Regions from separate parts of the Homo sapiens genome. Here region 1 is linked to region 2. A link is an interaction called in ENCODE POLR2A ChIA-PET data of the cell type or tissue named here. Cell type or tissue: A673. All regions are shown on one strand. Links, peaks and the distances in the headings refer to the core of each region. The heading gives the core; the rest is flanking DNA.

Region 1 (10,073 bases), core at 1,646-6,645, 2.0 Mb after region 2:
AAACCCCTAAAAGCAAAGTAAAAATACAAATGATGCTGAGTGCAATGGTTCACACCTGTAATCCCAGCACTTTGGGAGGCCAAGGCAGGTGGATCCTTTGAGCCTAGGAGTTAGAGATCAGCCTAGGTAACATAGGGAGACCCCGTCTCTACAAAAAATAAATAAAATAAAAAAATAGCCGGGTGTAGTGGCACATGCCTGTGGTTCCAGCTGGTTGTGAGGCTGAGGCAGAAGGATCTCTTGAGCCCAGGATGTCAAGGCTGCAGTGAGCTATGATGACTCCACTGTACTCCAGCCTAGGTGACAGAGCAAGACCCTGTCTTGAGAAACTAACAAACAAAAAATGCAAATGACACCTGGAGAAATATTTGCAATTTCTCTCACAGAAAAAGGATTAATATCTATCCCTAATATCTAAAGAACTTCTACAAATTAAGAAGCAAGACAAACAACCTTATGAAACTGGACAAGAAATATGCACACAATTCACAGGAAAAGAAACACAAATGCCACTTGTGATACAAAAAGATGCTCAATCTTGTTTATCATTAGAGAGATGAAAATTAAAACTACATTAAAATACCATCTCTCACCTCTCAGACTGGCAAAAATCTAAGAGTTTAACAGTTGGATTCTGTTGGCAAGGCTTTGAAGAAACTGGTACTTCCATACCTTATTGACAGGAGTACAGCTCTGGTGAAGGGAGATTGTCCATATCTATCAATATTACATATGCATTTTTGCTTTGACCCAGCAATCCCACTTACAGGAATCTTTCCCAAAGATTCACTGGGAAAAATATGGAATGACATGTACAAAGCAATTCATGATAACACCATTTATAACAGCAAAATGGAAAACAACCTAAATGTCCAGCCATGAGAGACGAATTGAAACAAAATATGGTATATTCACACAATGGATGACCATGCAGGGGTTAAAAGAAATGAAGAAATCTCCATATCTTGCTATCCTGCTATGTATAGCATTAGGTGAAAAATTTAAGGGCAGAATAGTGTCTATAATATGCTACCTTTTACCTAATAAAGGAATATAAATATAAATACATATTTATATTTGCATATATTAATACAATAATGGAATGATAAACAAAAAACTAGTGAAAATGGTTATTTGGTAGAGAGTGAGGAGGGAGGTAACTGAGTGGCAGGGATAAAAATTGATACTAGACTTTTCTAAACATACTTTGATAAGTGTACTTAGTTTGACCTTGGAACCATGTGAATGTTTTTACCCAATTTTAAAATAAAATTAGATAAAAATAAAGACAACAACAACAAATAATGCAATCTCTAAGAACTGGAAACCAAATGAGCCAAAATAAAACAAATGTATTTTATATTTGTGAATTTGTGTCTTAGGCACACATGTGACTTTAAGACACAACGAATTTTGGAAATGCATTCTTAGTGAAATATATTCTAAGGACACAACTGGAAATAAATCTTAAACTGTACTTAGATATCATATTGTTAGTTTTTATATTGGCATTGTTATTTTGAAATCATAATATGTATATAATGGGATGGAGTAAATAAATAATTATGTCATGTCACTGGGAACCAAGATTTTCAGGATAAAGAGATACATATATAAAAATTAAAGAAGTTAAGTTAAAACACTATACTCTGGAAATATGATAAGAACTCATGATTTTTTTCTCTGAAAAAAAGGAAAACAACAAAGCAGGCCAGGCATGGTGGCTCATGCCTGCAATCCTTGCGCTTTGGGAAGCTGAGGCAGAAGTTCATTTGAGCCCAAGAGTTTGAGATCAGCCTGGGCAACATCATGAGACTCTATCTCCACAAAAAGCTAAAAATTAGCTGGGCATGGTGGCACATGTTTGTAGTCCCAGCAAATTGGGAGGCTGAGGCGGGAGGATCACTTGAGCCCAGGAGGTCGAGGTTGCAGCAAGCTGGGATCTTGCCACTGCACTTCAGCCTGAGTGATACAGTGAGACCCTGTCTCAAAACAACAACAACAAACAAAAACAAACAAACAAACAAAACACAAAGCAACGGCCAGGTGTTGTGGCTCATGTCCGAAATCCCAGTACTTTGAGAGGCAGAGTCAGGCAGATCACATGAGGCCAGGTGTTCGAGACCAGCCTGGCCAACATGGCGAAACCCCATCTCTACTAAAAATACAAAAATTAGCTGGGCATGGCAGTGTGCAACTGTAATCCCAGCTACTTGGGAGGCTGAGGCATGAGAATCGCTTGAACCTGGGAGGCGGAAGTTGCAGTGAGCCGAGATTGCACCACTGTACTCCAGCCTGGGTGACAGAGCAAGACTCTGTCTCAAAAACAAAACAGAACAAAACACAAAGTGATATAGTTTGGGTCTGTGTCCCCACCCAAATCTCATCTTGAATTGTAGCTCCCATAATTCTTACATGCTGTGGGAGGGAACTGGTGGGAGATAACTGAATCATGGGGGCAGTTTCCCCCATACTGTTCTTGTGATAGTGAATAAGTCTCACGAGATCTGATGATTTTAAAAATGGGAGGCTCCCTGCACAAGCTCTCTTCTCTTGTCTGCTGCCATGTGAGATGTCCCTTTCACCTTCTACCATGATTGTGAGGCCTCCCCAGCCATGTGGAACTGTAAGTCCATTAAACCTCTTTTTTCTGTAAATTGCCCAGTCTCGGGTATGTCTTTATCAGCTGCATGAAAATGGACTAATACACAAAGCAACAACAAAACTTATTTTCTAACTGTGGATATTGAAAAGGCCTAGAAACAATGATGTTTCAGTAGCAATTAATATCCCTGCCTCCTGGATTGTGGTTTCTAACTACCATTTCCTAAGGCTCCTGGCAGAAATTGCTGATTCCAGGTCTGAAGCAGGAAATATACAAGATAATTCCAGAAAATCATGTGATAACAGAAAGCAAATAAGCTAATAAAGATGACTGAGGTTTTATTAAAAGGACTCAGGATCCAACTTGAGACTCCCACTGGCCAGAGATGGGACAAATTGAGCATCAAAAAGAATACTGAGGTTGGGTATGGTGGCTCAGGCCTATAATCCCAACAGTTTGGGAGGCCGATATGGGAGGATTGCTTGAGTCCAGGAGTTCAAGACCAGGCTGGGCAACATAGGGAGACCCCATCTCTACAAAAAATTAAAAAATTAGTTGAACATGGTGGCATATGCCCGTAGCCCCAGCTACTGAAGTGGGAGGATTGCTTCTGTCTAGGAGGTTGAGGCACAGTGAGCACTGATCACACCACTGCACTCCAGCCTGGGCAATAGAGTCAGACTTTGTCTCAAAAAAAAAAAAAAAGAAGAAAAAGAATGCAATGCAATGAGTTGAAAATAAATATATGAAAAAATCCATGTTTACAAATAAAACAAGCAGAAGAGTAATTGGTAAACTTTGAAAGTTGCTAAGCAGCCGGGCACGGTGTCTCATGCCTGTAATCCCAGCACTTTGGGAGGCCGAGGTGGGCAGATCACTTGAGGTCAGGAGTTCAAGACCAGCTTGGCCAACATGGTGAAACGCTGTCTCTACTAAAAATACAAAAATTAGCCGGGTGTGGTGGTGGGTGCCTATAATCCCAGCTACTCAGGAGGCTGAGGCATGAGAATTGTTTGAGCCCAGGAGGCAGACGTTGCAGTGAACTGAGGTCATGCCACTGTACCCCAGCCTGGGCACCAGAGTGAAACTCCATCTCAAAAAAAAAAAAAAAAAAAAAAAAGAGAGAAAAAATAAAAAGTTGCTTAGGCATCAGCCCATTATTCTGAAAACCAATTAATAAGGGAAAGAATAAAACATTTTTCCTGACTTCTTGAACAAACTTTAGAGTTATCAAATAGTTCTGATGAAAAAAGTAATCTTTATAGAAGAATTCCAACTAATGAGTACTGAGAGAATGACAGAATTAGAAAAATCTCTTTTTTGGATCCCATAAGAAAATAATGGAGGTAGATTATCAATGGCCCTCTAAGGCTGCTAGAACTGCTGGGTGAGAAGTTGATGGAGAACTTTATAATGGATAGATCAGGCTGACAATGCCTGCCTGCATTCAGACATCAATCTTAACATCAGAAAAAGAGTGGCACAGCAAGTGCTTCCTGTCATGATACAATAGAAAGTACACAGTGTTGCCTAGGAAATATCATTACCAAAAAACTGGAACATGAATCTAATCAACGCTTTAGACTTAGCTACCAAGGATAGGAAATAGAACATGTTAAATGACACCATAAGAATGCAATCAGCCAATCCAGAATGTGGAAATTTAATGAACCAAACAACTTGGTTTTTTCAACAATAAAAGATAAACAGGGGGTTGGGTGACAAAGAATTGTTATCAGTTAATAGAGAATTAGGAAACCAAGACACCAAATGCAATCTGTGGACTTTCTTTGAATCCCTATCCAAACAACCCAATTGTAAAAAGACATTTATGATGCAAGTGGAAATGTTTTTTTCTTATGGTAACATATATGTAAGATAAGTTTGCCATATTAACCATTTTAAGCATATAGTTCAGTAGTGTTAAGTTCATTCACATTTTTGTGCAATCAATATCCAGAACGGTTTTTATTTTGCAAAACTGAAACTGTATACACATAAAAAAAAAAAAGCACTATCCTTTCCCCATTCCTCTTAACCCCTCCTACTGGCAACTGCCATTCTATTTTTTATGTTTGTGAATTTGACTACTGTTAAGTACTTCATATGAATGGAATCAAACAGCTCTTTGTCCTTTTGCGAATGACTTATTTCACTTAGCTAATGTCTTCAAGTTTCATCCATGCTGTAGCATATGTTAGAATTTCCTTCCTTTTAGAAGCTGAGTAATATTCTATGGTATGTATATACCACATTTTGTTTATTCATTCATCTGTCCATGAACCCTTGGATTGCTTCCACCTTTTGGCTATTGTGAAAAATGCTGTATGAATATGGGTGTACAAATATCTGTTGAGTCTCTGCTTTGAATTTTTTTGGCTGTATATTCTGAAGGGGAATTGCTGGATCATATAGTAGCCTATTTTGAATTTTTGGAGGGATCACCATACTGTTTTCCACAGTGGCAGTACAATTTTACATTTCCACCAGCAATGTGGGTTTCAATTTCTCCACATCCTCACCAACACTAATTATCTGGGTTTTTTGTTCGTTTGTTTGTTTGTTTGTTTATAATGGCCATCCTAATGGGTGTTGGTTAGTATCTAATTGTGGTTTTTATTTGTATTTCCCTGGTGACTAGTGATGTTGAACATCATTTAACGTGCTTATTGGTTTTTGTACATCTTCTTTGGAAAAAGGTCTCTTCAAGTCCTTTGCCCATTTTAAAATTGGGTTTCTTTGTTGTTGAGTTGTGCAAGTTCATTATATATTTTGGATATTAACTCCTTATTAGATATGTAATTTACAAATATTTTATGACATTTCATGAGTTGCCTTTTCACTTGGTTGATAGTATCCTTTGATGTACAAAAGGTTTACATTTTGATGAACTCCAGTTGATCTTTCTTTTGCTGTCATATCTAAGAAATCAATGCCAAATCTAATGTCATGAAGATACATATCTATGATTTTTTCTAAGATATTTATAGTGTAGCTGTTAGATTTTTTATCTATTTTGAATTTTTTTTTTTTGCATACAGTCTTAGGTGAGGGCCCAATTTCATTCTTTTTCATGTTTTCCCAGCACCATCTGTTGAAAACCATGTCTTTTCTACATTGGATGGTCTTGTCATCTTTGTTAAAAATCATTTGACAGTATATTCAAGGGTTTATTTCTAAGCTCTTAATTACATACCTGCAATTAGAAAATTTTAAACAATGGGTGTTGGATAGTAGATGCTATGAAGAAAGTTGTGGTAATTTTGTTAGGTTTGATCATAGTTTTGTGAATATGTTATAAAAGGATGTCCAATTATTAGATAAAAAGAATTTGGGAGTAAAATGCTATAATGTCTGGAAATTACTCAAAAATACCCCAGCTGGGTGGGGAGAGGGCAACTGTACATGTGTGGGTAGAAATGAAACATGATTTGCCAAATACTGGTAATTGTTGAAGCCAGATGATGGATACATGGGTGTCTATTATTTTGTTCTTCCTTTTTTTGTGTATGTTTGGGATTTTTCAAAATAAAAAGCTAGAAATTATGCAAGATAAATAGTTAAAATATCATCCTACAACAAATGTCTAATAGGCATCTCAAACCTAACATGTCTCTGTCCTTGCCCTCCAAACATATTTGTCAACTAATATTTATAATCTTAGTTAATAGACTTTTGTCACATGGTTGCTCAGGCCAAAACTGTGAAACCATCTGAATTAAGCTGTTCTTGTGTTGCTATAAAGAAATACCCGAGATTGGGTAATTTATAAGGAAAAGATGTTTAGTTGGCTCAAGTTTCTGCAGGCTGTACAGGAAGCATGGCACCGGCATCTGCTTGGCTTCTGGGGAGGACTCAGGGAACTTTTACTCACGGTGGAAGAGAAAGTGGGAGCCAGTGTGTCACATGGTGAGAGCAGGAGCAAGAGAGAGAGAGAGAGAGTGAGGGGGAGGTGCCACACACTTAACCAGAGCTCGGGAGAACTCACTCACTATCACGAGGACAGCACCAAGCCAGAAAGGATCTGCCCCCATGATCCAATCACCTCCCACATGACCCCACCTCCAACAATGGGTATTTCATCTCAACATGAGATTTAGAGGGGACACATACCTAAACTATATCAGCATCAATGATTTCCTTCATGCCCCACAATAAACCTATCAATCAATTCCTCTTAACTCAACACTCCAAACCACCTCTCAACATATTTTTGGTGCCTCCCCGGTTCAAGTCACCATCATCTCTCATTTGGACAACTTCTATAGCTCCTAAGTTTCTCTTTGCTACCACCTTTCCCATACCTCAGCCCCATACAAGCTATTCTCCACATAGTTGCTGGAGTAATCTTTTAACATATTAAATTGGCTTAGATCTGATCCCTGCTTAAAACCCTCCAATGTGTTTCCTTCACAGTAAGGACAAAATCCAGACTCCTACAAGGCCCTCTGTGAGCTGCCCCTGCCTAGGCCTTTCTCGCTTTCTGGCTCTTCATCCTGACATGTTTAGCCCTGAGAAGCAAGGCTCAGCTCAGTCAGGTCTCAGCCCTGGGCTGTTTCTTCAGAGAAGCCTTTCTTGACCACGCTATCAAAAGCTGTCAGTACCACCCACCTCCTACCAATGCAATTACCCATCTATTGTTCTTTCAAGGCACTTATTTTCTGAAGTTTTATTTACCTCTCTGGTCTCTTGTTAATCGTCCGCCACAGCTCACTAGAATGTAAGCTCTAGAAGAGTTGAGATCTTGTCTTATTTACTTCTGATTCACCTGCACCTACAAGGCCTAGAACAGTGCCTGGTATATGAACAGGTGCTCAGTAAATTTGTGTTGCATGGATAAACTTGTTTCCAAGAGATTTCCAGCAGCGTGTGAAATGAATTCTGGCTGTCCTCAGAGAGGAACCTAACCTACTATTGCAGCAGTTTAGGTGAAAGTTTATAGGGACTATTTCAGGCCCCACTCAAATGCAGAATTGAAAGATACACACGAGGAAGATTCAACAGATATGAGCAACTGATGGCACAAAACAGGGAAAGGGAGGAGGAGGAGAAAAGAGATTCTGACCCAAAATTATATGGCTGGGGTGTGATAGTACTATCACTAACAACAAATGGAAATAGGAAGATGAGGGGGATTATGGGTTCTGTTTTTGACATATTAGGACAGGATACTAGCAGGGAATTCGAAATGAAGAATGTGACCCAGGAGAGAGGGTCACCTCTGGAGATGCGCTTTGGGGACTGTCTGCATCAAATTGCTAATTAAACCCATGGGGTGCTAGGAAACTGCTAAAGGCAAGAGCCCAGAGAGAAAAGGGCCTGACAGACTGAGGAGGCAAGTCTGGAGAAGGGCTGCTCAGGGAGGGGCTGGTCCAGCATCCAGCGCCGCCCCAGGGCTGCTGAGCACAAGGCGGGTCAGGGGCATGGGAGGTTGTCTTTGAGTCACTTCATTCTCTGCTTTTCAAAACTCAAGCTTTTCTCTACTGTAAAAGTTGTTGATGTTTTCTTTCTAGTCCATCAGCCTACAGAAACTTTACCTAAACAAACAAACGAAAAAACTCAGCTTTTTTCTACCTCTCTAGTTCATGTCACATTCTAATGATCACTTTTCCTTGGGTTTTCCCCTTCTCTCAAGTTGAGTCTTTTTCATAGTTTCATTCTGTCTATTTGTCTTTTGGTGATCTGTCCACTATAAAATAGGTATATGCCCTCCTGACTTGCAGGAAAAACATGTTTTCTTTCTTTTATTTTTAAATGGCACAAGTGATAAATAAATTCATTGTACTAAAATTTTAAACAATTCAGAGACATAGGAGTAAAAAGTTATTGTCCTCAGTATCAACTAACTCCCTCCAGATCTGTGTGTGTGTTTGTGTTTGTGTGTGTGTGTGTGTGTGTGTGTGTGTATAATTAAGAGAGAGAGAGAGATGGAGAAATTTAGGTCACAGACTCACGTGTGCAGGAAATATAAGTGCATTTTTCTACAATTGAATTTAATTCATATTTTGAGTCCCATTATGCTAAATGATGGGGAAAGAAATCTCAGACAATTCAGAGTTGTCCCAGTCAGTTCCTAGGTAAAGACTTCAAAACCCTAATCAGCATCAAACTCTTTTGCTTCTCTTCTGACACTCCCCCTATTTCAAAACTTTGGACTGTTTAATCTGGGAGTAGGGTGACCAACTGCCATGGTTTTCCTGAGACTGAGAGATTTCCCAGGATGTGAGGTTTTCATTGCTAGAACTGGGAAAACTTGGAGCAAATAGGCACAAGTTGGTCTGCTGATCTGGGAATGGGAGCGGGGATGAGAGGGAGCAGGGTAGAAACTGGCACTGATTGAGCAAGGATTCCTCAAAACCTGTTGTTTCTGGCAAAACCTTTAAACTCTGAACCTTTCAGGGATTAGATTTTTTTTCAAAACTCACAAGAAAGAATTGAATCCTATTTTCAGTTTCTATTTCATTATCTCTTCCTGGATTTTTCCATGTTTGTCCTGCTCTTTTGAACCGACAGCTTCTTTGGGGCACATGGTCCCCTTTTGTATTAATTTCCTCCTCAGACAGTGCCTTTTGGATCACTTTCTTGGCCCACATTCTCTGCAACTCATAGAAAAGTCCCTCCCTCGATGGAGCCCAGAGGGGTTTCCCAGAACCCACATCCCATCCTAAGCTGAAGACTCAGCCTTGGCTTCTCTAGTCCAGATGTTCCCGAGGAAGTTCATCTTCCTCAGGAGTGCACAACATCTCTGGGGGGAGAGGAATGGGGGCTGGAGGAACATACTTGAACTTGTATTAATATTTATATTTTATTCTAATAAAAAATAAGAAATTAAGTGTTGTTAATATCAGTTTATAAATTGATGCCATCACCTGCACTCCATGTGATGTCAGATGGTCATCATACATAATATGTGAAAGATCCTGACTTATATAAAATGTGATCGATCCTGAAGGAAGAATGATAGCTCCCCAATGCGGAAGAGAATGACGGTGGCATTGGCATCCTCATTCTTTGTTTATTTTTGGCTTATTGCAAAGTATTGCTATTTATGTATGCCTGGGTAAGTGGATTAGATAGGGTGTAGGATCAACATTTAGTTAAAGCAAACATTATAAAATATTTAAGTAACTAAAAATATTGACAGATACCAATAACGTAAGCACAAGGGAACAAGAGTAGTAGCCTCGCCTTGCTGCAACCCTCCAACCCCCTGCCAGCTTATTCTTCTCCAGCCATGCTGGTCTCCTTGCTTTTCTTGAGACACACAGACAGTGCCTTTTGGCCACATTCCACCTCAGAGCCTTTTCCCCGGCTGCTCCCCCTGCCTGATGTGTTCTTCCCTCCGTTCTTGGCAGGGCTCTCTTCTTACCTCCTTCAAGTCTTTGCTCACAGGTCACTTGGCAACTTCATTTAAAATTTCAACTCCCACTCTGAGAGATGCATTTCTCATTCTCCTTATTCTGCTTTA
Region 2 (10,073 bases), core at 2,112-7,111:
AGTTTGGATACTTGTCCCCACCCAAATCTCATGTTGAACTGTAATCCCCAGTGTTGGAGGTGGGGCCTGGCGGGAGGTGTTTGGGCCATGGGAGTGGATTCCTCATGAATGGCTTGGACCATCCCCTTGGTGATAAGTGAGCTCTCACTCTCAGTTCACGTGGGATCTGGTCATTTAAAAGTGTGTGGCATTTCCCCTGCCCATCTTTCACTTGCTTTCATCACCATGGGATATGCCTGTTTGTCCTTCACCTTCCACCAGGATTGAAAGCTCCCTGAGGATTCACCAAAGGCTGAGCAGATGCCAGCACCATGTATCTTGTGATATTAGATAGAAAGCAGAGGAATCAGGCTAAACTCTGTTTTTGAAATATGTGCATATATATAGAAATAAATGTAGATGTAAATTTATGTACACACAAACACATATAGATATTCATCTGTCCACTGAGACAGCATGAGTGCAGTGACACCCCAATAGTAATGAGCATACCTATCACTTAAATCTTAGTTTCTAAACACCATTCTCCACTAAAAGGAACCAGGTGTCTTTGTAGAAATGACTGATTCCAGGGCTAAGGCAGAGGAAGTACAGCATTAGTTTAGAGCATCTTGTACCAAAAAAATAAGGAAGTACTCCAAGAATAATGAAATCATCTCAAAAGGACAGAACTCAAAAGCATCATCTCAAAAGCTTGCAGAACTGTGAGCCAATCGAACCTCTTTTCTTTATAAATTACCCAGTCTCAGGTATTTATAGCAATGCAAGAACGGCCAAATCACACTATCGTTATTTATTTTGAGGCCCAAATTATCTTAGATTTGACTATGAGAGCCCTTTCAAGCTGGCTTTTGTGTCCTTTTGAGATGATTTCATTATTCTTGGAGTACTTCCTTATTTTTTTTGGTACAAGATGCTCTAAACTAATGTTGTACTTCCTCTGCCTTAGCCCTGGAATCAGTCATTTCTACAAAGACACCTGGTTCCTTTTAGTGGAGAATGGTGTTTAGAAACTAAGATTTAAGTGATAGGTGTGCTCATTACTATTGGGGTGTCACTGCACTCATGCTGTCTCAGTGGACAGATGAATATCTATATGTGTTTGTGTGTATATAAATTTACATCTACATTTATTTCTATATATATGCACATATTTTGAAAACAGAGTTTAGCCTGATTCCTCTGCTTTCTATCTAATATCACAAGATTCATTCTAGTTTTCTCCCTTTCCATATTAGTAACTCCATTCTTGGATACTGAGAAACCTGTCTCCCATTTTCCTTACTATATTTAAGTTATTTGCTCAACCCACCTGTATGTAGCCAATCTTCCATCACTGTTTCTGCCCTCTTCCCATGCAGATACTCTCCTTACTCCTCCTGTGTTCTGATACTTGCACCAGGTGGAAACACTGTGTGGAAGCTTTCTTCATCCCACCCCAGCTCTGACAACTTCTGCTGAGCCACCCCCATTTGTGGACATCCCCCTTACCCAGCTTGGGCTCTGGCCCCTGCTGTGGAGAACCACAGTTCCCTCTACTCTCTGCCATAGCCACCTGCTTTAGTCTGACCTGCTTATGGGCATTAGGACTGAATTGTTCAGGAAGGGAAGGGAGAGGAGAGGAAGAGAAGGAATATGAAAAAGTGTAAAAATGTTAACTTTTTAATGATATTATAAGATGGAGGAGACGGAAACAAGACTTGATAATTTTGATTGTTTTGACTAAGTAAATCTTTTAATATTCAAAAAGAAGTCCCTAAAATGGAAAATAAATAAATCTAATAATAGATCAAATTGACAACAAACATAGCAAGAAAATAATTATTTCAAATCCTTTAGAAGACAATAACTGTACATGCTTAGTGGGATATATTCTTGGGACAAGAGATCTTAAATTCAGGAGCTTAAAGCAAGTTATATTGGAATTTTTTATTTTGAAACTATTTGATGTATATTGCAAGATAAGAAAATAAGTACTATGTTCATGTTGTTAACCACTAAAATTTTTAGGATAAGAGAAAAGCAATGTAAGTATAAAAACAAAAAATGTTAAAACCCCCATGTTATTAAATTTGTATTGGAAATTTCAATATGAATACATAATTTAAAAATATATACATATGGCCAGGCATGGTGGCTCATGCCTGTAATCCCAGCACTTTGGGAGGCCAAGGCGGGTAGATCATGAGGTCAGGAGATCGAGACCATCCTGGCTAACACGGTGAAACCCCATCTCTACTAAAAATACAAAAAATTAGCCAGATGTGGTGGTGGGAGCCTGTAGTCCCAGCTACTTGGAAGGCTGAGGCAGGAGAATGGCATGAACCAGGAGGCAGAGCTTGCAGTGAGCCGAGATCACACCACTGCACTCCAGACTGGGTGACAGCAAGACTCTGTCTCAAAAAAAAAAAAAAAAAAAAAAAAAAAATATATATATATATATATATATATATATATATACACATATATATACCTACACATGTATACATAGATATCCCCCTTCACCTCTGTTCATTGAAAGGGAGGGCCTAGAAACATTGACAACCCAACAGAGGTAAGTACTCCTAGCACTTAGATTTTGATGACTAAATACCATTCCCCATTAAAAGAAACCAGGGTCTTTAGAGTAATGGCTGATTTTGAGTGTGGGCGAGGGATTGTACAAGGTGAGCCTGGGACATCTTGCTTTGTGCCAGAAAAAGAGCCAGTTTATTAAGAGCTCTTAATGGTTAAAGATGGAACTATTTGAGCTTCAAAAAAATGACTGCAATGGAATGAAACACACTGAATGTATAAAAATCTGCAAGTCTGTAAAATGATATTCAGAAAAGAGAAAACCAGAGAACAAAGGAAAACAAAATATCATTTGTCACCTACTCCTTATTCTGAAAAATGATAATTCAAAGTTAATGATTATTTACCTTGCCTTTTCAGTAGAAGCAGTTAATGAGACAAATTTCTCTCCTTCTCTTTTACTCTCTCTCTCTCTCTTTTTTTTTTTTATGTAACAGAGTCTCACTCTGTCACCAAGACTGGAGTGCAGTGGTGTGATCTCGGCTCACTGCAACCTTCACCTCCCAGGTTCAAGTGATTCTCCTGCCTCAGTCTCCTGAGTAGCTGGGACTACAGGCGTGTGCCACCATGCCTGGCTAATTTTTCTATTTTTAGTAGAGATGGGGTTTCACTATCTTGGTCAGGCTGGTCTTGAACTCCTGACCTTGTGATCCGCCTGCCTTGGCCTCCCAAAGTTCTGCGATTACAGGCATGAGCCACTGCACCCAGCCCCAGTCTCTCTCTCTCTCTCTTAAAGACTGCCAGCTAATAAGTATAGAAGGAATGGAAGAAATCACCATTTTGCAACCCTTAATGAAGTAATTGATTGAGATAAGAATCATTCAGTGGATGATGAAACCATTAGGTGACAGATAAGTGGAGACTTGGAAACACTAGTGCTGCTGAAGTATTACTCCATAGATTATTTGATGGTTGAAAAAAAATGAAACTTTACAATGGAGGGCTGAAGCTGTCTCTGGCTTACTGATAATGGGTCAATTAAATATGACACACCTCACAATGTGTTGCAATATTACACAGCATCAGTAGTGATGTCTTATCTAAAATGTAAATTTACAATCTCTAGATTTAAGTGTAAGGAATGCATGGGTTAGTGGAATAAATTAAATGACACTACAAATTCAGCAGTTGGACAAAATCTGAAAGTAGCTTATTAGTCTTTTCTCGCATTGCTATAAGGAAATACATGAGACTGGGTAATTTATAAAGAAAAGAGGTTTAATTGGCTCACAGTTCTGCAGGCTGTACAGGAAGTATGGCAGCATCAGCTTTTGGGGAGGCCACAGGGAACTTAGAATCATGGCAGAAGGCAGAGGGAGAGCCAACCCTTCACATGGTTGGAGCAGGAGGAAGAGAGCGAGAAGCGGGAGGTGCCATAAACTTTTAAATAACCAGATCGTGTGAGGACTCTATCAGGAGAACAACACCAACTTTAGCATCAGGATGGTGCTAAACTATTCGTGAAGGACCTGCCTCCATGATCCAATCACCTCCCACCAGGCCCCACCTCCAACACTGGGGATTACGATTTGACATGAAATTTGGGCAGGGACAAATATCCAAACTATATCAGCTATTCTGAGGGACATCTGGCCTGGTCTCTTCACCAAGTTGATGTTATGTCAAATAAAGGGTACAGGGAGTTGGGAGAGCACTCATAAAGGTTACAAGTGATTTAAGAGATATAACAACCAAATGTAATACATGGACTTTGATTGGATCTTGGTAAGAATAAACTAGGAATAACACTTTTTTGTAAAGCTATTGGCAAGGTTTAAATATGAGTCAGGTATTAGATGAGGATAATAAATAATTGTTAATTTTGTTAGCTCTACAATGGTATTGATTTTAGTAAGGAAAATGTTCTTATTTTCATGGTGTCTATATAATTTGTGCAAAATACTTTAGCAAAAAAGTTGAGGCAAACATGGTAAAAATGTTAACTGGCAATCTAGGTAGTGGATATATGAGTGGTCATTAGACACTTCTCCATCTTTCTTTTCTTTTTTTTTTTTTTTTGAGACGGAGTTTTGCTCTTGTTGCCCAGGCCGGAGTGCAATGGTGCCATCTTGGCTCACTGCAACCTCTGCCTCCTGGGTTCAAGCAATTCTCCTGCCTCAGCCTCCCAAGTAGCTGGGATTACAGGCATGCGCCACCACGCCCAGCTAATTTTGCATTTTTAGTAGAGACCGGGTTTCTCTATGTTGGTCAGGCTGGTCTTGAACTCCTGACCTCAGGTGATTCGCCTGCCTTGGCCTCCCAAAGTGCTGGGATTACAGGCAGGAGCCACTGTGCCTGGCTTTTTTTTTTTTTTTTAGACAGAGTCCCGCTATTGTCGCCCAGGCTGGAGTGCAATGGCACGATCTCAGCTCACTACAACCTCCACCTCCCGGGTCCCAGCAATTCTTCTGCCTCAGCCTCCAGAGTAGCTAGGATTACAGGCGCCTGCCGCCATGCCCAGCTAATTTTTGTATTTTTAGTAGAGACGGGGTTTCACCATGTTGACTAGGCTTGAACTCCTGACCTCAGGTGATCCACCTTCCTCAGCCTCCCAAAGTGCTGGGATTACAGGTATGAGCCACTGCGTCGGGCCAACAATTCTCCATCTTTCTATGTGTTTGAAAATATTCATAATACAAAATTAAAAATAATTCTGGCTCCTAGGCCCCTTGACTTACCGAATGAGACTGAGTCCTACCAGGTGTATTCATTTTATCAAGTATCTCTAGCAGGAAATGAATAAATTAATGTCTTAACATTTTTAAAAAATAGACTTTATTTGTTAGAGCAGTTTTAGTTCACAACAAAATTGAGAGGACATTACAGAGATTTCCCATATACCCATAACACACATGTACAACCTTCTCCATGGTCAACATTTCTGCACCAGAGTGGCACATTTGTTACAATCCATGATGTAACATGAACTGAGACATCATTATCACCCAAAGTACTTAGTTTCCATTAGGGCTCACTCTTGATGTATATCCTGTGGGTTTTGACAATATCTAATGATGAATGTCTTTTTCTTCTGTGTGATCTTCAACAATGTTCAACAAATATGTACTGGGTGTCTGCTATGTGCCAAGCACTTTTCTGAGTGCTTAAGAGTCAGCAGTGAACAAAAGAGATGCAGGGGATCTTAAACCCATGGAGCTTGGCACCCTGCCTTGCCCATAGTGGGCCCCTTTAATAAAACAAAAATACCTTAAAAGTTGTTAAAAATAACAAACACAGAAAACTGCATTAAATACATGAGCAGCTTAGTGAATTTTTAGAAAGTAACCTCCTTCCCTGTAATCCTCCCCCTAGACCTAGTACCCTGCCAGCCAGTCAAGAGTCTCCCATGTACCACCCACCCCCACCCCAGCACAAGCCCCCCCTTCAAGAGTATATCGTGTAGAATGCCATTGCAGGGAGCAGAGACAAAGTTTAGAACTCTGCCCTTAAAATTCTTCTATCTACTGTACCCCCCAAAAGTGAGATCTTAAATTTTTTTCTTTGGTTCAGAAGGTTTTCAGCCTCAGACTTTCACTAAACTGAGTACAACTCAGACATGCATTATTAGCCATGACATTTTCACTTTATAATATCAAGTAAATGGAGCTGCTTGGGGGCACACTCATTCCTGATTCACAGCTAATTCTGCGGACATAATGTCACAACGAATCTCCCAGACACATAATTCTGTCATGGTGGGATAAAGAAATTAAAACATAATTTAAAATACCTCAGTACCAGCTTCAAATGAGTAAAGTTAAGGCCCTGAGAGACTGTCTGCAGAAGCTTCATTATGTTGTAGTTGTGTTGAAAGGTGACCCAAGGCATTGCTTGTTACCTGGGCTGGTGGATCAAATGGGAAATAAGCTTTTCTATCTTTTTAAAAAACTTCAATATTATCCTCCATTATATGATTTTTTTTTCTACCTTCAGACTTAGGTCTTTTCAGACCCAGAACTGAAATACTGTAGAAATGGATAATGTGTTCTCTGCCTGTGTATTCTCAGAGTGGCCAAACCTTGGTACCAACACAAGGATTGAAATGTAAAGCTTCATGCATTTTATTTGAAAGTCTCAAAGCTCTAACACTTGCAATTTTTGTTGGGGGAGGGTAGGGCTACAACTTTATTAAAAGAAAAGTGCAATGAGATTTGTTGAAAGCTCAAAAGAAAGGGAAAACTTAGACACCTCCCCTCAAGTACAGAAACAAGTGCCAAGTGGACCTTTGGGGATGTCATAGTCAGATGGTGTGCTCATCTTCCAGTTGTTTCTGGCAAAGATCAACCTCTGCTGGTCAGGGAGAAGGCCATCCTTGTCTTGAATCTTTGCCTTGACATTCTCAATGGTGTCACTGGGCTTGACCTCAAGGGTAATGGTCTTACCTGTCAAGGTGTTCACAAAGTTCTGCATTGTCAATGGCAATGGCAGCAGTGCACAAGAACAACGGCTCAACTCCCAGCTTCGATGGAACTCTGGTAATTTTCAATGCACAATAATATGATGCCATCCAAGCTGTTGTGTGCATTAAATAAAATAATAAATATACAGCACAGTTTGGAGCACACCACAGGAGTGAAGAAAGAATTTGGGAGGCAGCTGAAGTTGGCTGGAAGGGGTCTAGACTGGGTGGGAAATGAGCTTTTTCTTCTAGCGTCTCCACTTCTTAACTTGATGGCTTCGGCCCATCTTGACTTGGTGAAGCCTTAGTCTCTTCATGGGTAAATGGGGGAAGACACCAGTTTCTCACAGGGATTCTGTGCCAGGTAATGGTGACACCTACATGTGACCTAATGCCACTGTGCCTCCACAGCTCACATATATTCTCCAAGTCTACCTTCTCATGTGACTGATGAGCAAATACAAAATGTAGGATACGTCAGCTTTTTTAAAAGGGAGGCGGCCAGGCACATTGGCTCATGCCTGTAATCCCAGCACTTTGGGAGGCTGAAGAGGGTAGATCGCCTGAGGTCAGGAGTTCGAGACCAGCCTGGCCAACATAGTGAAACCTTGTCTCTACTAAAAATACAACAACAACAACAAAAAATAGCCGCTGTGGTGGCAGGCACCTGTAATTCCAGCTACTCGGGAGGCTGAGGCAGGAGAATTGCTTGAACCTGGGAGACGGAGGTTGCAGTGAGCTGAGTTCGTGCCATTGCACTCCAGGCTGGGCAATAAGAGCAAAACTCCATCTCAAATAAATACATAAATTAAATTAAATAAAAATAAAAGGGATGCATTTTTGCCATTTCCTCTCTCTCTCTCTCAAGACAGGAGGCATCCCGATTGCATCCAGGTCCTCATTTCATAATTTTAATCCTTTTCAAGTTACTTAATCTCTCTAAACCTTAATTTCCTCACACATAAAATGGGGATTAAATTAATACCTTTCCACTGGATTGTAGTGAGGATTAAATGAAATCATGCATCTTTATTTTTCTTGGTGGTGATGAGTCTGGAATGTCACATAAGGTCTTGAATCCGAGGCACAGCTGTGCTGAAAGGACACCCACCTCCTGCCTCCCAGCGTGAGGCTGAGATGTGTTTCTTGAAGGCAGCAGCTGAGGCTACAGGATGACAGATATGGCTCGAGGCATGGGATTGGAACTCACTCTACAGCCCAGGCTCTGCTCAGCAAGACCCTGGAAATAGCAGCACTGGTGGGGACAGCACAATTGTATTGTCCTTCCCTGTCTATCTTTCACTTCCTCTCTCGGGCAGTAAATGTCTCTCAGCTATTCCTGCTTACCATCTTCCTGGGGGTTTAGAGCTTGACACTTGAAGTTTTAATGAGGAATAATAGCCACATTTGGCCTTTTTCTCCATGTACAAAGCTTTACATTTGTTTGCTTTCTGGAACAAAAACAAAAGTGTGTCATGTTGTCAGTCTTGGGCTGGACATGAAATAAAAGAGTCAAATTGAGATGGAATGTCAGCAAGAAGGTTTAGTTTTGGCTGTGGGGTTTCCAAGCGTGAGCTTCCTGGCCCCTGTGACACTGGAAAGAGTGGCTCCTCCCAGAAGGAGCTAACAGCACAGGCTATTTCTCTCTGGAAGTTTCTCAAATAGTCTGTTGCATCTAAAAGCTATTTGGCCACGTTCCTAATTTGAATTCTGTCTACAATTGTTTCTCCCTGTGGTGCTCATTTGAATGCAGGCTGTGTGCCCAACGAGTAGAGGCTATTAGGCTGCTCCAAGGGGCACCAGGAGACCCTCATGTCCCTGAATATCTTCCCTGCCCATCGTACTAAAGTTCTGTCATTAGCCATTATCTGCAGAAGTTCAATGTTGAAATGCTGTGGGGGTGGGGATGGGGGGTGCGGGGTGTTCCATCCCATTGACTCAGTTCCCTGCCTTGGATTGGTTGCAGCTGGGCTCCAGCAAATTCCTTCCTGAGGCTCAGAGGCATCAGGGCCCCTGTGGCCTTAGCGCACTCTTTTGCACACTGCTCCCAGTTCTCCCTTCCTTTTCCTCCTTGCTCATGTGTATTTCATTAAATGCCTAATCTGACAACTGTTTTTTTTTCCCCCCTGAAAAAAGTGTAAGTACTTTTCTCTTTGTGAAATACATTTTATGGATGAATTGCTTTCTTTTTTATTGTAAACATCACTGGAATGTCACATGTGTTGAAAAGTACAAGAGCTTTCTTCTCTCTTCTGTCCCTGGGAATGAATATTCCCAGCAGACAGCAGACTTCTCTTCTAAATTCTCTCTGCTTTGGCAAAAACAAGTAAATAAACAAACATCTTTTTTCAACTAGTCGTGTGATGTATGAGCAATCCTCATTGAAAATGAGACACAAAAATTTCTTTTCCTTCCTTACAAATATGGTAAGTCACTTTGAAACTATCATTTCTTCTCTTCCTTCCTTTTTCTAGTGAAATTAGAATGAGTTTCTAATAATAAAGTTTATTTATATATTTCTGATTATTGGTAACTAAAGTGTTTATATATACACTCATGTGAACTCATAGGTATGTAACCAATACATTTAGTTGGCTTCTTTGTCCTTTATCTGGTGATTCATGTCATTCATTCAATCACTTTCTCATTCATTCAATAAGTATTTTTAAATGCCTCCTATATATTAGACATTATGCTAAGCCTACTATGGGGATAGTATGGGGTACACATGGCCACAGGGAAAATACTACATTTTCCAGCCATCTGAGCATCTGTATGTAGCTGTATGTTGCAGGTTGGATTATTACTATTACTCTGAGAGGGAGTTTGGAGGGTAAGGGCTTATTATGGGGTGACTCACCATCCAGTGGTGCCTGCACTGTTCTGAGATTCAGGAGGCTAAGTTCTAATATTAGTTCTCCCCCTCACAAGCTGTGTAGTCATGAATAGGTCAGTTCACCTCTCTGGACCCAGTTTTCCAATGGCAAAATCTGGAAGAGTTATGCATTCTATAAGATTCTTAAGAGTTTTAAGCAGTACCTTCCATTTCATTGGAAGGGCACAGTAATGATGATGTGACTGCTTATGCTTGTATAAATAC

What was found. ChIA-PET counts read pairs that join two places held together with the same protein. Peaks named below come from ENCODE experiments on the same cell type or tissue, not always from the same donor. Only the 100,000 strongest peaks of a DNase experiment are listed, where the experiment ranks them.
Region 1: POLR2A ChIA-PET joins it to region 2 with 9 read pairs; 2 of 35 experiments call an interaction of 5 or more read pairs at or near these places.

Annotation. Positions count from the first base shown.
Region 1 is chr12:45,632,630-45,642,702 of GRCh38, reverse strand. No RefSeq gene overlaps it. Among named protein-coding and RNA genes, the nearest start is that of LINC00938, 90 kb to the left of the region's middle. RefSeq lists a silencer at 7,823-8,117. In A673, for the core only: no CTCF peak of the experiment used is centred there; a DNase peak (open chromatin) is centred at 4,112.
Region 2 is chr12:47,590,119-47,600,191 of GRCh38, reverse strand. No RefSeq gene overlaps it. Among named protein-coding and RNA genes, the nearest start is that of RPAP3, 110 kb to the left of the region's middle. In A673, for the core only: no CTCF peak of the experiment used is centred there; no DNase peak of the experiment used is centred there.